Linked DNA regions of Homo sapiens: region 1 is linked to region 2. Evidence: read pairs that join two places in POLR2A ChIA-PET (ENCODE). Cell type or tissue: MCF 10A. All regions are shown on one strand. Each heading gives the region's core, and the rest is flanking DNA. Links, peaks and the distances in the headings are about the cores only. Region 1 overlaps FGD6 (FYVE, RhoGEF and PH domain containing 6). Region 2 overlaps FGD6 (FYVE, RhoGEF and PH domain containing 6).

What was found. ChIA-PET counts read pairs that join two places held together with the same protein. Peaks named below come from ENCODE experiments on the same cell type or tissue, not always from the same donor. Only the 100,000 strongest peaks of a DNase experiment are listed, where the experiment ranks them.
Region 1: POLR2A ChIA-PET joins it to region 2 with 5 read pairs; 6 of 35 experiments call an interaction of 5 or more read pairs at or near these places.

Annotation. Positions count from the first base shown.
Region 1 is chr12:95,172,622-95,175,424 of GRCh38, reverse strand. It overlaps FGD6 (FYVE, RhoGEF and PH domain containing 6), which reads left to right. Exons shown (of 21, transcript NM_018351.4): 3 at 2,681-2,803. Among named protein-coding and RNA genes, the nearest start is that of FGD6, 43 kb to the left of the region's middle. In MCF 10A, for the core only: no CTCF peak of the experiment used is centred there; a DNase peak (open chromatin) is centred at 1,424.
Region 2 is chr12:95,083,697-95,086,499 of GRCh38, reverse strand. FGD6 (FYVE, RhoGEF and PH domain containing 6) reads left to right here. Exons shown (of 21, transcript NM_018351.4): 19 at 592-720; 20 at 1,854-2,002. Among named protein-coding and RNA genes, the nearest start is that of NR2C1, 11 kb to the right of the region's middle. In MCF 10A, for the core only: no CTCF peak of the experiment used is centred there; no DNase peak of the experiment used is centred there.

The DNA of each region.
Region 1 (2,803 bases), core at 300-2,799, 89 kb before region 2:
TTCCTGATGTAGCCACCCTGGTTCAGGCCACCTGCACCATTAAAATTCAACACCTGTTGCTTTCTGATATCATTTTCATTTATTTGGTGAAAAATTCTTGAGGGTCTCTTGTGTGTTGGGCTGTATGGTGAGGATTCAGCTGGAAAACACAATTTCAATTTCCTTGTCTTTGGAAATTTACATTTTAATGAGGGAAACAAGTCTACCACCAAGTGCAGTTTAGTGAGATAGTTAAAGGATTCAGAAGAGACACCAAAATCTCTCCTTGTTTCATGGCATTGTGTTTTGATTCATGTAGTTTTAATATTTAAAGCTTTTTTCTTGTTTTCAGATGTTCACTTTGTACTTTAATCCCTCTTGTATCCCTAATGGATGTGGCAACACCTAGTTACTATATTCTTAATAATAGCCTTCCAAATGATGTTTGACCAAGAAACACCTTTCACCCCTCTCTTCAGACAAAATAAACCTAATTTCTTTTTTTTTTTTTTTTTTTTGGAGATGGAGTCTCACTCTGTCGCCCAGGCTGGAGTGCAGTGGTGCAGCCTCGGCTCACTGCAAGCTCCGCCTCCCGGGTTCACGCCATTCTCTGCCTCAGCCTCCCGAGTAGCTGGGACTACAGGCGCCCTCCACCATGCCTGGCTAATATTTTGTATTTTTAGTAGAGACGGGGTTTCACCGTGTTAGCCAGGATGGTCTCGATCTCCTGACCTCGTGATCCACCCGCCTCAGCTTCCCAAAGTGCTGGGATTACAGGCGTGAGCCACCGCGCCTGGCCAAATAAACCTAATTTCTTCATAGGTGCCACAGCCCTATTACTAACTATCTGAATCTATTATACTTAGGAGTCTAAAACAGTACCCAGATGGGCTGGATCAAAAAGCCTTTTAGAGCAGAGCTTCTCACACATAGACTGGGATTTTGTTACAGCACGGATCCTGATTCGGTGGGTTGTGGGTGGCCTGAGCGTGTGTTTTCTGAGGAGCTTCCAGGTGATGCTGCTGCCGATTGGAAATTGAACATGTGTTGTGTTAACAGGGTTTTAGAAGATATAAAGAGATAAGGAATTACGATAAAAACAAGTGGTGGGGTACCTTTTCTTCTAGCTATATGGTTGGATCCTATAGTCTGTCCACCCTGTTAACTCTCATTTGCTCTCGCTAATCTCAGTCAACAATTAACTATCCGGCGGGGTTGGCTCTTATCCCTGCACCCAGAGACAGTGAATCCTGCCAGTGATCTAACCAGAAAGTTGCTATCCTCTATCCACCACTTACCCCCGGGGAGTGAGTCTCCTGCATGTCTTGGGGAGCTGTGATAAAGTATGCACCCACCTTACGAGGCTATGATATGACTCCCAGAGGCCCCAGCCATTGAGTAATGGAAAACCCCGTCTTTAGCAGTGAGAGGTGTTCCTTTTGGCACTGTGCCTCCAGCCAGCTGGTTTGTGTAACAGTTGGGCTCCAGGAATGGCTTCTGAGGCAAGTCTGTATCCTACCATGTGTAATCAGGAACTGGCAGAAAATTTATCTTTAGCTTTTAAGATTCCCATTAGAGATTCTCGTAACTTGTAACCTTGGCTGTTGAGTGACCTGCCTGTGACCTGCTGAAAGAGCCTGCCAGAGTGGAATGCAACTGTCTCCTTATTCTGCTTGAGTGTTTTTCCTGATGATTGTGGATCTTTTACTGACCCCACCTATACTCTTCTATTCTGCAGATATTCTTGTAGACTTACGACAGAAAAGCAGTTGCTACAGGCAATTGGCTCCTGAATCTTTCCAGCCAATGCTAGAAGGAATTATTTTCATCTCTTCTTAGGGAACTTTCCTATGGAATTCCCCCCACAGATTGGATTGCAACAGTGGCTTTTAGATTCATGAGATCTATATTAAAACAAACGGAGGAACCTTGATGATATCAGGCTGGCAAGGAGGAATTGGTAAATGGCCTGGCTCTGTGGTTTTCCAAGTTCAGCTTGTATCAGAATCACCTGGAAAGCATTAAACAAGCTTACTTATTATTTGCTAGGCCCTGTGCCCCAGGTAGTTGTAATTGCTGGGCAAATTGCTGGGCCCTGGGCCCCTCGTAGTTCTAATGCAGCAGGTCTTGAGCATAATCTGAGAATTTGTAACATTTCCTCTTCCTCCCCATGTCTTGTGAACAGAACAGTGATAACCATAGAGCAGGGTACATGTTCACAGTTGCACCTGCACTGTTGATTGTCGTCACCATTATTACCCCCGAGTCCTCATAGATTTGTTACTTGTTTTTTGTTGTTGTTTTAAACACCAAGGCCCAAGGAAACAGCAATTCTTCTGGTATACCTGGCAGCCTTTTATGGTAAACCAGCTCACTTTCTGTAAAGCTTCTTAGTTTATTCTAGGAGTAGAGACCTGATCTTCTTTGGGAGGGATATATAGAAGCATAGGATGGGAGCAGCTGGGAAACTTGCTTCCCACCCACCTTCTTAACATTAAAAATTCAAAAAATTAATTTGAGTTTTTGGCAGCTGAGACAGGGTGAAGGAAGGGAAAGTTGGCTGATCTGGGTCTTTTCATTCTTCCACATCCCTTAGATATATCTTGTTTGCATTATGAAGATAAGATGTTGATTTGGTTTTTGTTTTGCTAGCACTTCTTATTATTGAAGGTGACTAATACCTGCTTTCTGTTGAATGCAGTTCAGGAGCATCCCAGGAGGAACAGAATGATCTTGGTCTTGGTGACCTTCCCTCTGATGAGGAGGAAATCATCAACAGTTCTGATGAAGATGATGTCAGCTCTGAGTCAAGTAAAGGAGAGCC
Region 2 (2,803 bases), core at 73-2,572:
TTGCATAGAGATGAAAACATTTTCAACTTTTTATGAAGTAAAAATTAGCCTCTTTTCTTTCTTACTATAATTTGGGAAGCAAAGATTGATTCTTAAAATGAGCTTCCTTAATAGTAGAATTTTCTGTTTATTATTCTGTTTGTATGGTTTTTAGAAGTCCAAAAAGTTTTTTAGGAACAGAATTAAAGGTTCAAATAATTTTCCCTGATGCCCCAAAATAAGAGCAATAAAAAACAAATCCCCAAGTCCCCAAATCCAGCTTTTAGAAAAGCATTTTAGTCTTCTGGAACTATTTTTCTTCACCTGCCAACCCAGAAAACACAGATGAACCCACCAAGAAACATACGCAAACACGTGCAGGCACAGTTAAACCAAGTAAAATTCTATAATTGCCTCTAACATGGTTGTCTTCTTTTTTGTGCTCATGTTAATAGCAGAGTTCAATTTGTATAGTAGCACTTTGAAAATATATTTCATTCTGAAACATTCTATCATTACAGTTATTGCTTTCAGCACCTATTGGTTGCAAATAATTTTGCTGTTATAATTTGTCTGAAAACCATTAAACTTTGTATGGGGTTTCTTATCTAGGTATCAGCAAACACAGAGGATTCTTCTATGAGTGGCTACTTGTACAGATCAAAGGGCAATAAAAAACCCTGGAAACACTTTTGGTTTGTCATAAAAAATAAAGTACTATATACATATGCTGCAAGTGAGGTAAGATCTGAAATCTAAAGATGAGTAATTTGGGGTTTTGTAATGCCAACTGCAAGTAATTACAATATTTTAAAAATCCATTTATTTTACATAAGATTTTTTGCTTTGCTTTTGGATGGGGGAGGTGTTGTTGCTGTTATTTTTAATGTGAACAGTGTTCTTGCTTTGTACCTGGAGAGCTCTTTCTCAAATGTGTTAGGAATTTTCCATATTATTAAAATGCAATTTTTGTGTGTGTCGTGTGACTACTAATTACTTTACTAAAGGCAGAGCTGCCCCCAGGTGCACTGGCTCACACCTGTAATCCCAGCACTTTGGGAGGCTGAGTGGGGGTGGATCACCTGAGGTCAGGAGTTCGAGACTAGCCTGGCCAACATGGCGAAACCCCGTCTCTACTAAGAATACAAATATTAGTGGAGTGCCTGTAATCCCAGACACTTGGGAGGGTGAAGCAGGAGAATTGCTTGAACCCGGGAGGCAGAGGTTGCAGTGAGCTGAGATCGTGCCACTGCACTCCAGCCTGGGCAACAGAGAGACTCTGTCTCAAAAAAAAAAAAAAAAAAAAAGGCAGAGCTGTGTTTCTTTCTGCCAAGCTCTCTTGAGTGATACTCCCTTTACTGTCATCGTTAGATTGCATTGATCTGACAGCAGCATAGATAAGATAGGCTTTTTTGGATTATAAACAATTCTAGCAGTTTACTCTAATTCTGTCCTTTTCTCCTACCTGATCACCCTGTGTTCCACCATCCTATGAAAACACTGCTGTAGGGTCCACACTTTTCCTTAGTGAGATCCAGGTGAATAGCTTACCTTTCTGAGCTGTTTTCTGCATCCATAAAATGAAAGTAATATAATCACGTGCCTTCCTTGGTTTAGTGAGGATGTTGTGAAATTCAGTAGATGTGAACATGCCAGAAATTGTGTGCCACAGTGCCTGGCATATAGGGTACCTAGGGAGGGAGTGGCTCAATGAATATTATTGAATAAATGAGAAGTGAGTAAGTTGTTAGAATTATCATTACCTTATATGTGAATAATTGAAATTAAATTAGAGCTATGTAGATCAAGAGTTTTCAAATCTGAATTTTGTCTCAATCTAAAAACTTTTCTCCATTTGTATGTTTTTAAATTAGGACGTGGCCGCTTTGGAGAGTCAGCCTTTATTAGGATTCACTGTTATTCAAGTTAAAGATGAGAATTCCGAGTCTAAAGTATTTCAGTTACTGCACAAAAACATGTTATTTTATGTATTCAAAGCAGAGGATGCTCATTCGGCTCAGAAGTAAGTAATCTGGCCATATTTTTCTTTTATTCATGAGATTTCAGTTTTTTAATGGTTGCTTGTAAAATGACCTACTTTAAGGCATGGGGACAACTCAAAATTTACATCAGAGATTTTAATTAGAAAGATTTAACGTATTATTTAAACTCTTCAGAATTGTTTTAAAGACAAGGCAGGGGTATCTGGAATATTTTCAGGAGGCAGAGGGGAAAAGAAAATAGGTAGTCCTATACAAAGTATTTTATCTACACGTGATCTCAGAGGAAGCAGCGTGATGCTGCTCTGCTGAAAGGAAGGAAAGCTAAGGCATTTGACCTCTCCTTCTATGAGGGTAAGAATCTTCCCTTGAAACATTCCAGGACTTTGGCAATCCAGCGATTCATTTGTGCCATGGAACAGCAGGAGTTTAAACAGCTGCTCGCTAACTTCTTTGGGGAAAAGGTCAAACACATTAAGAGACTCCCATGCTGTTCCAGTGACTGAGTAGAAGGAAATGGCTATCAGTTTAGATGGCAAAGGCTGAAACAGTCTCCTCAGAATTCCAGCAAGAATCTTTACTTAGATGTTATCAGTTTGCTTAACATAGAGATGCGTATCTACCTCTGTGAAATTAGGTCTCTTTTGAACAAAATAGTTCATCATCTCTCATTTGATTTTTACCTTGGCTTCACAAAAGAATACATTTTTGTTTTCAGGAAGAGGTGTTCATGTGTTCTCCACAAGCTTAAAAGTGCATGAAAATAAAAAAGAATGCTTTGAGTGAGCAAAGCTTTTAGTTTCTTAAGACAGTTAAGATTAATG